2 separate regions of the Homo sapiens genome follow, and region 1 is linked to region 2. Evidence: chromatin loops called from intact Hi-C (ENCODE). Cell type or tissue: heart left ventricle. All regions are shown on one strand. Each heading gives the region's core, and the rest is flanking DNA. Links, peaks and the distances in the headings are about the cores only.

The links. A loop is a pair of places that touch in the nucleus more often than their neighbours do. Peaks named below come from ENCODE experiments on the same cell type or tissue, not always from the same donor. Only the 100,000 strongest peaks of a DNase experiment are listed, where the experiment ranks them.
Region 1: it touches region 2 in a loop (2.9-fold over the local background); 13 of 110 quality-filtered maps call a loop at or near these places.

The regions. Positions count from the first base shown.
Region 1 is chr21:32,831,441-32,839,779 of GRCh38, reverse strand. No RefSeq gene overlaps it. Among named protein-coding and RNA genes, the nearest start is that of EPCIP, 22 kb to the right of the region's middle. In heart left ventricle, for the core only: no CTCF peak of the experiment used is centred there; no DNase peak of the experiment used is centred there; H3K4me3 peaks cover 394 bases; H3K27me3 peaks cover 983 bases.
Region 2 is chr21:33,370,398-33,378,736 of GRCh38, reverse strand. No RefSeq gene overlaps it. Among named protein-coding and RNA genes, the nearest start is that of IFNGR2, 29 kb to the left of the region's middle. In heart left ventricle, for the core only: a CTCF peak has its summit at 3,888 (motif pointing right); a DNase peak (open chromatin) is centred at 3,890; H3K27ac peaks cover 424 bases.

The DNA.
Region 1 (8,339 bases), core at 278-8,277, 540 kb after region 2:
AAATGTGGAAGAATCCTGGAGTTATGGTGAACAACCATCCTAGTTTTCTCTGACTCTCCCAGTTTTAGTACTGAAAGTCCCTGTTCAGGGAAACCCCTGAGTCTGAGGCAAATCAAGACAGTTGGCCACCCTGCATAGAGTCATAGAAGTGCATGGTTAAAAGAGACCCTGGAGCCTCATACAACTCCCTCATTTTTGGCCCAGAGAGGTCAAAGAGGCAGCACAGCAAAGAACTCAATGTCTTCTTAATAAATGATGAATAAATCTATTGTCTCGTCATGTGAGTAAAATCACCAGAGATTATTAAATGTAAACATGGTACGAGACAAGGACTGGCACCAGAGTGAGGTGATGTGGGATCTAATCCTGGCTCTGCCACTAAATGGGGACCTTGGGTAGGGGAGCTCTGACCTGCCAGGTACTATACACCGATTATTTCATTAATCTGAATTATACTCCTTTAAAGCAGGATTAATATGCCTGTTTAACAGATGGAAGAATGGGCTCAGAGAAATCAAGTAACTAGCCCAATATCATAGTAAGAGCTAAGATTCGAAGGTCAGTTACTCTGACACCAAAGCATATGTTGTTGCCAAAATAGCCCCTACACTGGTACAAAGCTGATGGCAAATCAGCTGCTTGTTGCTCCCATGAAGGACTCATCAGATGGGAACGGCAATTGGAAGAGATAATTTTTTTTCCATTTCTGCAATGCAATTAAGGATATAATAAAATCATCACAGAATGCCCAAATGATTGATAATTGAGAGACTAGTACCAAGTCTACTTCCAAGAAAGATTTAGATTAGCTAGTGCATGTATTTAACCTGAGCTCTCTTTTCTGTTTTTTAATAACAAACTCAGCATCTGATTGATTTTAAGCTTAAGTTCACCAGTTTCTCATATCCACCAAATCAGAAGATAAACTGTATGAGGATAAGAATTTTGTTCACTGCCATAACCCCGGGGCACTTATGCTTGCCATGTAGTAGGTTTGCAATCCATATCTGTTGGATGTAAGAATGAATGAACAAATGAAACAAATTCAAAATTCAACATAGGAATGTTAAGTAATCTTATTATGTATATATACATGTGATAATTTATTTAAAAGTTGATTGAGCACTCAATACAGGAGGTAGAAATAAGGGAAGTAAAGATTTATCTGCCATGCAAATATTAACCAAAAAATTATTGGATGGATAAACTATAAGGATCAAATTGATCTATATATTTTTAATTTTTATAGATTAGAGCTTTTTTAGACTAAAGGGGGTTAGTAGAAGGTTCCTGTGATGAAATAAAGAATCCTTTTAGCAAAATAATAATGATCATAAACTCATTTTTCTAAAACAGTTGAGGATTTGCTTCCAGTGAAGGACTCTTTTACGGTAACTTGAGTCTCACTTTCCTTTGTTTATGTGGTGACATACATGTAGGAAGCAAAAAGCTGAATGCTTTTCTCTTTTGTTTTTTTTTGAGACAGGGTCTCACTCTGTCACCCAGGCTGGAATGCAGTGGCACAATCATGGCTCACTGCAGCCTTGACCTGCCAGGGCTCAGGTTATCCTCCCATCTCAGCCCCCCAGGTAGCTGGGACTACAGGTGCGCCACCACACCTGGCTGATTTTCATATTTTTTCATAGAGGTGGGATTTTGCCATGTTGCCCAGGCTGGTCTTGAACTCAGCATATGTTATAAACATAATTTCTCTGATAGTAAGGATGATATATGTGGGCATTCAGTACTAGGGGTTTGGGGTTTATGGGTGAATGAAGTTTTATATCACTTACCATGCTCTATGCTCCTTAAACTAGCTAGTGCTTGAAAATGGTATTACCATACATATCTTCAAATATGTATATTTGACAGTGGAGAATAAAAAAGAATAAATCACATAGCTTTAAAAATGATGTCAAATACAGCTTCAGCCTTTAAAACACATTTTAGAGGAAAAAAATTAACTATTATATAGAGTTAATCAAAATAAAACAACTTCTTAGGTTTGATAGCAGATCAAAAGTAAGCTTAAAAGTAATATACAGTGTTTAACATTTATGTGTAAGTTTAGTGGTCTGAGAAATAACTTTCCAATTGTACGGCCACTCTGTATTAGACATGATATTAAGGTAATGATGGAATATGTTCTTTCTTTATGGATACAAGGGATCTATTACCATAAAGAATGAATTAAATCTGTTACTATATCAAGAAAAACAGTGCATAAAATACTAATGCTACAAGAAAATGTGTCTCAGCCGGGTTAACAGATGGGTGAAGTGTGAAGGCAGATAAACTCTGCTTCTTTTGGCTTAGTCTTTATATCTCCCTACAACTATAACTAATCCTCTTTATTTGAACAATTTCAAAGACTCTAATTTTACACACATGGCATGCATACAAGAGACACACTTTTAGTTCCTGCCAGCAGGTAATTAGAAGCAACAAAAAGGTATGTCTTGATGAAGAATTGCCTCACTGCCCAAGCCACCACTTCAGCTGATCCAACAGAAATTCATCCTGTTACAGACCACTGCTCAGAGGCAGAGAAGGTCTGGTTTGCAGAGGAAAAAAAAATCATCCAGCCAATCAGACTTGAAATTGATCAATTCATCCCATTATATTTATGTACAGAAAAAGCCTATTAATTTTTGTATAACTAACTTTATAACCAGGTACTTAGTCATATTATTTCTAACAGCTTTTCAATTGATTTATATGGATTTTAGAGATATATAATGATGTAATCTGCAAATAATTTTCCCCATATTTACAGCTTTTTTTCCTCTTATCTAATTGCACTGGCCAGTACTCCTAGAACAGTATTAAAAAAATAGTTTCCATGGTGACCAATATTGTCTTTAATAACGGAAAAAATGGTTTTAGCATTTTGCCATTTAGCATCATGATGGTTTTTCAACTAATACGTGCATATGTGTTTACATGTTAATTTATTGTGTCCAGAATCTATTCCTAATTGAAACTTTTAAAATGAAGAAATGATTGTCAAATTTTGACAAAAAAAGCTCTTTGGGTCACAAAACTATAATTATGGGTTTTTTCTTCCATTACCTATTAATATAGTAAATTATGATAATAAACATAATAGCAAGCCATCCTTGCATTCCTATGATTTTTGCATTTCAACAAACTTCTAAATTCTATGTGCTAGTATTTTCTTTAAGAATTGTACTTAAGGACATACAGTATAAAGAGATAATCAGGGCCAGGTGCAGTGGCTCATGGCTGTAATCCCAGCACTTTGGGAGGCTGAGGTGGGCAGATTACCTGAGCTCAGGAGTTCGAGACCAGCCTGGGCAACGCTGTGAAACCCCATCTCTACTATAATACAAAAAATTAGCTGGGCATGGTGGCATGCGCCTGTAGTCCCAGCTACTTGGGAGGCTGAGGCAGTAGAGTTGCTTAAACCCAGGAGGCAGAGGTTGCAGTGAGCTGAGATTGCACCACCACACTCCAGCCTGGGAGACAGCAAGACTATGTCTCAAAAAAAAAAAAAAAAAAGAAATAATCAGAATTATCCCTCTCCATACTGGCATTTCTATATTCTTTGGCTCTGTAGGAAAGTTGGTGCTGCTAATACACCTCTAGGATTTATTTGCTGTAAGCAAGTAATAATAATAATAGTAGCTCACACTTCCTACAGCATGTATTCTGTAACAGATGATGATCTGAGAGCTTGTTACATAATGCTTTCAATCCTGTGAGGCAAGTACTATCATCATTATCATCACCATTATCTCCACTTTTCAGACAAGGAAACTGAGCTTGTTCAAGGTCACTTAGGTAGTAAGTCACAAAGTCCAAGCAATCTGGCATGACAGTTTGTGTTCTGATTCCCTAAGTCACTCGTTCATTCCACCTGCAGCATGTATTTACTCACTGCCTATTTGGAAGACACTTCACAATATTTTCCTTTTAAAAAGCAAATGAATACTTTGATGAACATCTAGGTCTATGCAGTAGTTCTAAAATGTTTGTATCTATTTATTCCAGGCACTATTCCCATACAGCTCTCTCCCCAACCTTTCAAAATTTCTGTCCTAACTGCTGTGATCCAATATGTCAGGCTGAGAGAATATTAAGCTGAGCCCAAGATACTAGCCTAGTCTGATGACATTCTGGCAGAGTCTATGTGGATGCTCCTGGAAAGGCAAGGCCTTAGTAACAAAGGAGAACCAAATATCCATGTCAGCTGGATGACGAGGCTGTTGCAAATGATGCTACCCGACATGACATGTCTCGTCTGGAAAAGAGAGAAAACTAGCTAGATGTGCAGCAAGGCATGAGTGCTTGGCCAGTAGAAGGTACAAGAAAATAACCGAGTGCCAACTACAGGCAGAGCGTGAGAGCGGAGCAGCGTCTGGGAGGTGCTTTTCACACCATATGTCTTTTCCTTTGCCCCACAGCCCCTGTGGCATTTTTGAGGTGTCAGCTCTTGATTTCTTCTATTACCTGGTTTACATTAGCCTCCTGAAGCCCCTTTGTGTGGGTTGTAGTGTCCTCTGTGAGGGTGATAAATAGAAGGCACCGTGGCCAATATTTGGGGGAAGGAGCCTTGTGAATGGGCCTGATGGGCTGAGGTTGGGGGCTGGGGAGGATGGAAAGAATGTTTCCTCTGTAATCCGGCATTTAATCACTGGCGCTGAGGACAATGGAGGCTCCTCCACCCTCCCAAGGCCTGATTTCATTTGGCAAGCCCAGCCCTCTTTTGTCAGCCTCACAAGGAGGTCCCACCCCTCCATGCTCCACACAAGGTTCGCTTCCCAAGTGTCATTGAGATGAAACAGCCAGAACATGGGCTGGGGACTGCTGCGCTCAGCCTCTCTCTGTCACCAGCACTGGTCCTTCCCTCATAGGCCTTTGTGACTCTGTGAATCTATAATTCCAGGAAATTTTATATTTAGTGTTCTCAAAGCGAGTGCAACCCGGTGCAATGCGTTTCTATATATATAACTTTTCCTAAGAAAATTATGATTCCATTCAAGAGCCAAAGAGTGCCAGATGGTTCCCAGCAATATGAAATGATAAGCACAGTGGTACTAAAATGAAAGGAAACCTCTCAATGACTTTCATTTCTTCCCTTCCCTTCCAGTCCTTAAGTATGATGGCTATCTAATTTTATGTAATAATTACAGCAAATATGTGATTTTTTTGTACTTTTTTTCAGCCTAGTATTTTTTAATATTGCTATGTTGCTTTCAAAATAATTATGTTAATGCTAGATACTTACACTCACGTTCCTGGGTTAACATTTACCCTGTTGCCAGACACAGATATAAAGGGATGTCATACTGCACGATCAGCCCCTGGAATCAGAAAACCTCAGCTTTGTTCTGCTTTTATTCCAACAGTGTGATCTGTGTATCTTAACCACTCTGAACATGTCTCTTCATCCATGAAGCAAGGGTCACAACCGCACCTACTTCCCAGGGACACGGTAAAATCAAAGGAAATGATACATGTGACAGCTGCTTGTGAACTGCAGAGCCAGACAAGTGGTAGTTATTAGTAGCTTGTTTCCCAGTTTTCCATGCTAAAAATAAAGATTAAAGTGAACATTTTCAAACACAGAGCATTCAACTCCCTTTAGATGCTTTGTCTAGGATAGATTCCAGAACCTAGGACTATTTGATCAAAAATAAAGAAATAAACATTTTTATGGTTCTTAGATCAGAATTGCTACCTGCTTTTCAAAGGGTTGAACCAACTTACATTGTAACTGGCTACATATGGATGTAGCACTTTGCCAAGACCTCACCAGCATAGCAAAATTTCGTTTTAAAACAGGTTGGCTAATTATATAAGTTGCCACCATTTGCGTTGTTTAACCACTGGTGAAGTCTGAACATTTTTCATATTTCCTTATGAAAAACAAGTGGGCATCAATATGTTTTAAGACCATTTTTAAAATAACACTAATTTCCCAAGGTAGGGAGAAAAAGACCATATCATGTAGAGAAACCAACTTGAGCTTTAAAATGACACTTAAGTACAAAAATGTTTGCAGTACTCTATAGCCAATGAGCTCTCCAAAACCAAGAAACCAAGTTCCCACTTTTGTCCTGAGATATATCTGGCCACAATGATTTATCCATATCTGGGGCCCAATCCTGCCTCTTTGGTCCTTTTCTGTAGTGTGGATATTAGCTTGTGAAGGCAAGCAACAGAGTTGGGGACTGACAGTTTCCTGGGGAAAAACGGAGGCTTAGGGGGCTAGACTTCAACTAATGGACTAGTCGACAAATATTTATTGGGTGTTATTAAGCACTTACTAAAGCATGGCTTCTACTCTCAAAGAAATAGTAAGATGAAAGGGTTAACAACAGGAAACCATCGTAGAACACAGAACATACTTGAAAACCTGGTGATGATGCCCCCTAGCACCCTGGCAGTCAGGAAATGGAGAAAACATGTCGCCTGGAGTGAGCTGGAAAATCTTCAGAGAACAGGTAAAAATTGCTCTGCCGGCCGGGCGCAGTGGCTCACGCCTGTAATCCCAGCACTTTGGGAGGCCGAGGCGGGCGGATCACGAAGTCAGGAGATCGAGACCATCCTGCCTAACACAGTGAAACCCCGTCTCTACTAAAAATACAAAAAAATTAGCCGGGCGTGCTGGCGGGCGCCTGTAGTCCCAGCTACTGGGAAAGCTGAGGCAGGAGAATGGTGTGAACCCGGGAGGCGGAGCTTGCAGTGAGCCGAGATCGCGCCACTGCACTCCAGCCTCGGCGACAGAGAAAGACTCTGTCTCAAAAAAAAAAGACAAGAAAAGAAAAAGGAAAAAAAAGAAATAAGAATTGGGCACTTCATTCCCAGGGGAATTACCAGAACCCACCTAAGCTAGACAGGAAAAGAAATGAAAGTAGAGGTTATCTGTAGTTCATGATGAACTTGCTGTTTCCCTCATTATCACTTGTACTTTCCTCTTGTTTATGTACCTAGGATGACTCCTTTGTCCAACGCTTCACCAAATCCAGCACCATGGACTCAGTCAGATTCCATAGGCGAAGAACAGAAGCTCATGTTAGCAAAGCTTCCTTGTGTGGTATTCTGATTTGATGATCTTTTTTTTTTTTGGAAACATACTATCAAGAGATCCTGTTGGCCATGCAAGGTGGCTCACGCCTGTAATCCCACCACTTTGGGAGGCCGAGGTGGGAGAATCCCTTGACACCAGGAGTTTGAGACCAGCCTGATGAACGTAGCAAGACCCTCATCAGTACAAAATATTTAAAAATTAACTGAGTGTGGTGGCATGCAACTTGTAGTCCCAGCTAGTCAGGAGGCCGAGGTGGGAGGATCACCTGAGCCGAGGAGTTAGAGGCCGCAGCTGAGCTATGATTGCACCACTGCATTCCAGTCTGAGTGACACAGCAAGACCCCATCTCCACAAAACAAACCTCAGAAAGCTTAGAATTAAAATGAAGAAGGTGATTGGGATAAAAAAAATTCATGATGGAGTAAGATAATAAATACAAACCTAAATATACCATAATAATATTAATGGCTCAAATTCCCACAGTAAAAACAGATTAGATTTAAAAATCAGTTATATTTGGCTGGGCGCAGTGGCTCATGCCTGTAATCCCAGCACTTTGGGAGGCCAAGGCAGGTAGATCACCTGAAGTCAGGAGTTCGAGACCATCCTGACCAACATGGAGAAACCCTGTCTCTACTAAAAATACAAAATTAGCCAGGCGTGGTGCCACATGCCTGTAATCCCAGCTACTTGGGAGCCTGAGGCAGGAGAAGAGCTTGAACCTGGGAGGCAGAGGTTGCGAAACTCCATCAAAAAAAAAAAAAAGGCCGGGCGCGGTGGCTCACGCCTGTGGTCCCAGCACTTTGGGAGGCTGAGGCAGGCAGATCATGCGGTCAGGAGATCGAAACCAGCCTGGCCAACATGGTGAAACCCAGTCTCTACTAAAAATACTAAAAAAAATGCTGGGGGTGGTGGTGGGCTCCTGTAATCCCGGCTACTCAGGAGGCTGAGGCAGGAGAATCGCTTGAACCCAGGAGGCGGAGGTTGCAGTGAGCCAAGATCGTCCCACTGCACTCCAGCCTGGGGGAAAGTGCGAGACTCTGTCTCAAAAAGAAAAAAAATCAGTTACATTCTATTTATAAAAGATAATCCAAAACATATGGAGGACAAGGGAATAAAGTGATGAATAAAGATATACCAGACAAATAGGAACCAAAAAAAAAATCTAGGATCGCCACATCAATTTTAGACAAAATAACAATAAAGAGGGTAACTAACATTCTGATTATCTAGAAAAGAGAGTAACTAACATTCTGTTGTTTAGAACAACAATTCTAGAGTA
Region 2 (8,339 bases), core at 44-8,043:
TGGTCAGGCTGGTCACAAACTCCTGACCTTAAGTGATCTGCCCGCCTCGGCCTCCCAAAGTGCTGGGAATACAGGCGTGAGCAACCGCGCCCGGCCAAAATTGCTATTCTTTAAAAAGAGATTTTAAAACATCTCTTTAGTTTCTGTCCTAATAGAAGGAAGCTGGGTTTTTACATCTGCTCTGCTCTGCACGGGTGCAATATCACATATGCAGCCGCTAGAAAATCCCATTGCATATCCCACTGAAAGAATGATAGTGAAAAAGACAATTCATCTCTTGGTTGGTTATGAAAACAGTTTTGACCTTGCATCCCCTCTGAAAGGAGTTCTGGATACTTTGAGAACTACTGTTCTAAAACACTTAGATGCAATTAAAAGCTTTGCCATGGCCGGGCATGGTGGCTCATGCCTGTAATCGCAGCACTTTGGGAGGCCGAGGTGGGAGGGTCACCTGAGGCCAGGAGTTCAAGACCAGCCTGGCCAATATGGCGGAACCCCGTCTTTACTAAAAGTACACAAACTAGCCGGGTGTGGTGGCGCACCTGTAATTACAGCTACTCAGGAGGCTGAGGCTCTAAATCGCTTGAATCTGGGAGGCACAGGTTGCAGTGAGCCAGGATGGTGCTACTGCACTCCAGCCTGGGCAACAGAGCACGACTTTGTCTCAAAACAAACAAATAAACAAGACAGCTTTGCCAGTATCCATGAGCTTGGGAAAGTGACTGGATACATGTCAAATGTATGCAAATAAATTGCTTTGCCATATACCAACATCTCTGGAATGTCCCAGGCTCCACACAGCGTGTGTGTATACTGTATCGCCTTTATAGAGAATCTCAAATCTCAACAATCCAGTTGTCCCTTAGCTATGTTGCTGGAAGTCCAGGCTTTGGCTTTTGAAAGGCTCCTTCTCTTCCGCCATTTCTTCAAAGGGCTCCTGGGTGGGGAGAGAAGAGCAGATGGGAAGCCTAGGCAGCAAAGCAGGGCTCACACATATCCTCAGAAATGCACCTGCTGCAAGCAGCCCTACTGTTGGCTGTGCCCTGCCTTCTCTGCTATGTTGCTGTTGGCTATGCCTTCTCTGTGCTGCTGACACTGCTGCTGACTGCTCCGGCTCTTTTGCCAGGTCTTTCAGACAGAGTCCCCACAGTTCTTTCAGCACTGCCTGCTTAGTCCCATCGCTCCTGGGCACTGGAGAAGCAAGTGAATGATAGAGGTTGGGCCAAGGGGTAATTAGGTGGAGAATGTTCTTACAGTCTACAAATTCTGCCACCCTTTCTATCGCCAGCCAGCATCTGCATTCATGAGACATTCGTCAAAAGGGGCTGAGTTTTCTCTTCCTCCAGTTAAGATCCCTTGCAAGAAGGGAGCTGTACAGATGGGTTTCTGGACCTCATGTGAGTCAAGAGGTGACTGGTCATCTGTGTCTGTCAATTCTCACAGTCCAGGGACTTTCAGGGCACCATATTCAGAGCAGGTGAGCACACAGTGGCTAACTATGAGTCTCATTTCATACCTGTCAAAATGCTGCGGTGACTGTGGTCACTGCCATGAGGATGGGAAATTTTTAAGAGCATGGAAAAAAAAATCCCAGAAAAACTGGCAAATTGGAGAAAGTAGAGAAGGTGGCTGTGCTAGATAGAAAGGAGAGTAAATAAGGAAAAGGGCAGGTTGAGCACAGTGTGATTGCTGGGAGAAAATGAGGGACCGAGAGGTGAGCGGTGCCCACCTCTGGAAGGTTTTGTTTGTCCCCTACATGGGATGAGTGGCGCTGGAGGAAGACAAGGTGGGAAGGAAGCTCCCTCCTCCAGGTGCCTCCGGAAGCCCAGTGCTGATGTCGCTGAACACGAAGGGAGAGTGTCACTGTCACGGCACCAGTGGCTTCTTTGTGGCTAAATCCAAAGGGTGCATTTTAGCTCTTTCCTTCCAAAAGCAGTTGATATTTTCAGTGTCATTCAAATTTATAAGAAAAAAACTTATTACCTTTTAAAAAGATCATTATTAATTATTATTATTATTATTATTATTATTATTTGAGACAGGGTCTCACTCTGTCACCCAGGCTGGAGTGCAGTGGCGCAGTCTTGGTTCACTGCATCCTCTGCCTTCTAGGTTCAAGCCATTCTCATGCCTCAGCCTCCCAAGTAGCTGGGATTACAGGTACCCGCCACCATGCCTGGATAATTTTTGTAATTTTAGGAGAGCTGGTATTTCACCATGTTCGACAGGCTGGTCTTGAATTCCTGACCTCAGATGATCCACCCGCCTCGGCCTCCCAAAGAGTTGGGATTACAGGCATGAGCCACCGCAGTCGGCCAAAAATTATTTTTAAAAGATTATTTTAAAAATATTATTTTCTTGTGTCTACTCAGGATTTTGTCTGTAATACTAATTTTCAAGTGTCTCCCGATTTTATCCTACTTATAATTGCATACTATCAAGTGTAGTTGTGTCTCAGCCCCGGAATTTTCTGTTTAAATATTCTTCCTGAAATAGAATGTTTTTACATAATCAACAGCTCATTTATTGCCCAATTAAAAAAACAGCCTTATCTAGGTATAATTTACATGCCACAAACTCATCCATCTTAAATGTATACATCAATAATTCTTATTAACTTCAGAGTTATATAAATACTACCACAATCTAGTTTTAGAAAAATTTTTGTTTAACTTTTTGAAAACACCTTAAATGAAATTAGCATTAGAGAAAAAAATATGTCTATTTTAAAAACCCTGAAATTTGAACTTTTTTTTTTTTTTTTTTTGAGATGGAGTCTTGCTCTGTTTCCCAGACTGGAGTGCAGTGGCACGATCTCAGCTCACTGCAACCTCTGTCTCCTGGGTTTAAGCGATTCTGCTGCCTCACCCTCCCTAATTTTTGTATTTTTAGAAGAGATGGGGTTTCGCCATGTTGGCCAGGCTGGTTTTGAACTCCTGATCTCAGGTGATCCACCCACCTCAGCCTCCCAAAGTGTTGGAATTACAGGCGTGAGCCATCTTGCCCAGCCTGAACATATTTTTTAAATGGTGTGTTTTTTTCTTTCAATGACACTAGCTTAAACTAAGCCATTTGAACTCTTATTTTAATGGATCAACTATTTGATCATTTATTTAACATCATGTGATAGTTAATGTTATGTGTCAATTTCACTAGGTTATGCTACCCAGGCATTCGGTCAGACATTATTCTAGATGTTTCTGTGAAGATGCTTTTTAGATGTGTCCTAATTTTCTGAATGGTGGCTTGGACCAGGGTAGTAGCAGTGGAAGTGGTAAAAGTGGTCAGAGTGGAGGTATTTTGGTAGCATGGGTGCGATTTCCTGACAGATAGAATGCGGGTCATGAGAAAGGCAGGAGTCAGGGGTGGCATAAGGTTTTTGACCTTAGCGACTGGAAGGAAGGAGTGGCTACTTATGTTGATGGGAAAAGACTGAAGAGTGGGACGGTTTGATTTGGTTTAAAATCAGCATCAGCACCTCCCATTTTATAATGGAGGACTTGTGTGTGTGTGTGAAGGAAAATGTGTCTTGGTTGAGTGCAGTGGCTCATGCCTGTAATCCCAGCACTTTGGGAAGCTGAGACAGGAGGATCACTTGAGCCCAGGAGTTCAAGACCAATCTGGGCAACATAGCAAGACCTTGCCTCTATTGAAAAAAAAAAAAAGTGACTGAAGCACATGACCCTAGAATCATCTAGATAATACTGCAACTATGAACTGCGCTAGAAGCTGCATGCTCATCATTTCTCTTTACAATGTCCCTGTGATACCGATGTGAGCATGAGCATGCCAAGTTTATGTTTATTACTATAATTATTATATAATACTTACCAAGCACTTCTTGGGGTTTTAGGTACAGAGACCTAAAGTTATTTGCCCAAAGTCACACGGCCAGTAGGTGGCAGGGCTGGAATTCAAATTGGGTTACTGTACCCTGGAGTCCCTATCCCTTCAAGACATTGTTTTGTGCCTAATTGCGAATCTGAACTTTGTACAACCTCCAAAAGAAATACTTGATAATAATTCTGAATCATCCATTTCCACACTCTAGGGGGGTGAACTAAGTAATTTTTTTCATATTGCAACTGTTTGCTTTTAAGTTCTACAAATAGAAAAAATAAGCATTTCCCTATTGAAGAGGAAGTGTAACTGGACACTACATGCTTTGCTTAGTCAAGGGGAAAATTTAATATAAAAACCACTATACATTTGAGGAAGTGGGTCAAGAGGCTGAAAGGCCAACAAAGAATCAGAGAAATGTATGCTTCTCCATAATAATTGTTTACAGTTGAAGGAAAGTCCCAAAAGCAGTATACATCCCAAATTTCTACTTTGTCCAAGTCAAAGATCCTTGAACCTGGCAATGAGTAGATGTGCACCTTATAGGGCATACAATACACTCACACAGTTTGTAGGATGAACAAATATACTCGGTCTTCTTTCTTTCAACTTCCTTTCCCTGAAGTGACAAGCAGCAACAGAACTAGGAAGACCCAGCTTTGCTTCATGTATTTATTCTTGATGATTATTGTCATAAAGATGTGAGTTTCAGGAAGTAGATACCAGCCAAACTGGTACAGAGCTGGTTACAGAAGGCAGCTTTTGGGTATAATCCCAGTTTAATTTTAGAGGAAAACACGTGCAACACAAATGCTTTATTTTACCAACTTGTTTTCCATGCAGTTATGATTTTAATGAAATCAAATAAACTCTTCTTGCTCAGGGTGAATATATACTTGAACTTCATAAATAATCATTTCAGATGAATTCTCCCAGTTTCGAAGAAACTGGTCATCTGGTAGCAGAGCCTGCTTACTATTCCCCAAGGGGTCTGCTCACCACACTGGCACCTCCTGCCTTTTGCTTGTCTCTCTACTGGTTCAGCCAACTCTGGGCATAAATCCCTCCCTTCATTTTCCAAAGAGATAGTGGTGACAAGATTACAGCTTTAATGTGACTTCCCTGAAGGTTTATGGGTAAAGGAAGGGAATTCCTACCCAGGCAGTCACTTGTTAATGCTGCCATGCTGGGGCCATGCTTGGAACCCACAGGAATGAACTCAGGGCCTTGAAGGGCCTCCTGTCTGCTAAGGAGCCAGGCCAACCTCTTCAGAATCACAGTGCCCTCAGGCAAATCTCTCACCCTGGTAGATGCCCACGCACCTTGAGATCAGAGGGAGGGAGAGGTGCCTCCCTGAATCAGGGATTATGGATTCCTTCAAGTCTTCATTTCCTGGCCTGAAGTTCATTTCATTTGCTTCCCAGGAGGGCTGAGGCTCACTCTCGTTGTTTTTTTTTTTTTTCGGAGTCTCACTCTATTAGCAGGCTGGAGTGCAGTGGCGCGATCTCGGCTCACTGCAGCCTCCGCCTCTCAGATTCAAGCAATTCTCCTGCCTCAGGCTCCCGAGTAGCTGGAACTACAGGTGCGCACCACCGCGCCCAGCTAATTTTTGTATTTTTAGTAGAGACGGGGTTTCACCATGTTGGCCAGGCTGGTCTTGATCTCTTGACCTCATGATCTGCCCGCCTCAGCCTCCCAAAGTGCTGGGATTACAGGCGTGAGCCACGGCGCCCGCCCATTCTCATTTCTTTTTTTTTTTTTTGAGACGGAGTCTCGCTGTGCCTCCCAGGTTGGAGTGCAGTGGCGCGATCTCGGCTCACTGCAAGCTCCGCCTCCCAGGTTCATGCCATTCTCCTGCCTCAGCCTCCCAAGTAGCTGGGACTACAGGCGCCCACCACCATGCCCGGGTAATTTTTTGTATTTTTAGTAGAAACGGGGTTTCACCGTGTTAGCCAAGATGGTCTCGATCTCCTGACCTCGTGATCCGCCCGTCTCGGCCTCCCAAAGTGCTGGGATTACAGGCCCATTCTCATTTCTTTTAGGAGCAACCTCTCTACTCCACCCACAAGGTGAGGCCTGGCCCCAGGGTTCCCCAAAAACAATCCTACCGCACCCGCGCACCTGGGCGGTGCCCTCTGGAGCCAGTCCAATGGTCTCCTTCAGCATTAAGTGAGGGCATGGGTGTCTTGCTACAGACCTGGGGGCTGCTGGCCTCTCTGCAGTGACAAATGCTACATCCCATGCTCATACCTTCCCAAGTAGAAGCAATCACTTTTAGTAGCAGAAAAATTGAAATACGTCTCTCAAAGTAACAAAGTCAAGTGTATGCACACTTTGGCCAGGCGCGGTGGCTCACGCCTGTAATCCCAGCACTTTGGGAGGCTGAGATGGGTGGATCACGAGGTCAGGAGATCGAGACCATCCTGGCTAACATGGTGAAACCCCGTCTCTATGAAAAAAATACAAAAAAAAATTAGTTGGGCGTGGTGGTGAGCGCCTGTGGTCCCAGCTACTTGGGAGGCTGACGCAGGAGAATGGCGTGAACCCGGGAAGAGGAGCTTGCAGTGAGCCGAGATTGCGCCACTGCACTCCAGCCTGGGCAACAGAGTGAGACTCCATCTCAAAAAAAAAAAAAAAAAAAAAAGAGTATGCACAATTTTAGGGGTTTCTGGTGATTTTCCAGAAGTGTGGACACAGATGTGTCTAAGGCATAGTCTCTCCACCTGGTCACTGTTGACGTTTTGGGCCAGATGATACTTGGGTGGGGAAAAAGGGACTGTTCTGTGCATGTACCCACTAGATGCCAGTAGCACCTACCCCCACCCTCCAGTTGTGACAACCGAAAATGTCTCCAGACAATGCGAAATTCCTCTGGGGGTAAAACTGCCACCACTGCTTTAATGCAATTAATTTGCAATCTCTCAGCTTCCATAAGTGCTTTTGCCTACAATTCATCTTCAGGGCCCACGTTTTGAGGTTCTTTTCCACCTTCCCTTCCACAATCACCCTTCCTTTACTTCATAAAGAAAAGCATGCTCCTCTCTCCCACCCTTGGACTCTCACTAGGATGACCTGGGTGTGAAAATCTCTGGGGCACAAGCTAAGAGACAACTCAGTTGAGAAACAGAATGATTCCAGTGACTGGGTGACAAGCCCTTTAAGAAGGCTGGCACTTATTAATATTTGCTTACAAAAATAATGTAAGTAGGAACTACTCAAATTGCCTGCTGACCAATCAATCATTGTACAAATTTTTGAAGGTTTTATTATGGGAAATTTTATATGTTCCTGAAATTAGAGAGAAGTATAATGAGCCACTCAGCTGAGTTCCCAACACTCAGCTTCGATTAGCAACATGAAAATCAGGATTTTAAACATTTATGATGACTGTTATGGTGACGAAGGGAAAACTTCCTCTTCACCCTCTGAGGTTTTGCTGAAAAATCAGTGGACAAAAGGCTGATAAAGGCTGGGCCTGGTGGCTCACACCTATAATCCCAGCACTTTGGGAGGCTGAGATGGGTGGATCGCTTGAACCCAGGAATTTGAGACCAGCCTGACCAACGTGGCGAAACCCTGTCTCTACTAAAAATAGAAAAACTAGACAGGTGTGGTGGGGCGTGCCTATAATCCCAGCTATTTGGGAGGCTGAGGCATGAGAATCACTTGAAATCACTTGAACCTGGGAAGTGGAAGCTGCAGTGAGCCGAGATCATGCCACTGCACTCCAGCCTGGGCAACAGAGTGAGACTCCATCTCAGAAAAAAAAAAAAAGGGCAGATTAAAAGGATAAAAGGCATTCAAATGTATTAACGTGCACACAGGAGAACCCCAGAGTGATGACCCCAACTCCCCAGTGGGGCTCAGTAGCTTCCATGCCTTCCTGAGTGTACAGACAGAATGGGGACTTGAATCATGGCAAAACAGGTATGGGAGGGGGAGAAGATGAGGTCTGGTTAGCAAAGGTGGTCTTGTTAGAAAGTTTACAGATAGCAGTGCTCAGAGAGAATAGGTGATGAATGCTTTTCGGACCTTTAAAGATGTCTGACTCTCAGTTAATCTTTCCTGGATAGGACAAGGGAGGGCCTGAGAGGAAGCCTGGTTGCATCCGTGCAGATTTTCTCGACAGATGCAAATCTCCCTGACAAAAGACAGCGTTTTAGTTGCTCTTGTATTTCTAGCCCTTCTGAATCACCATCTTGAACTATGTCAAGGAAATATATTTTGGGGTGAAATATTTTGGTTTTCTTCACTATGGAAAGTTTCAGACTTGTACAGAAATAGACTAGGGTTATGAACCTCTCTGTGCCTGTCACCTAGTATATTAGGTTTCTGTTGCTGTGCAACAAATTCCTACACACTTAGCAGCTTAGAACAATATTCATGGATTAGCTCACACCCTGTGGTCAGAAGTCCAGCATGGCTAGGCTCTCTGCTCAGCATATTGTAAGGTTGAAGTCAAGGTGTCGGCTGGGCTGTGTTCTCATCTGAAGGCTCTG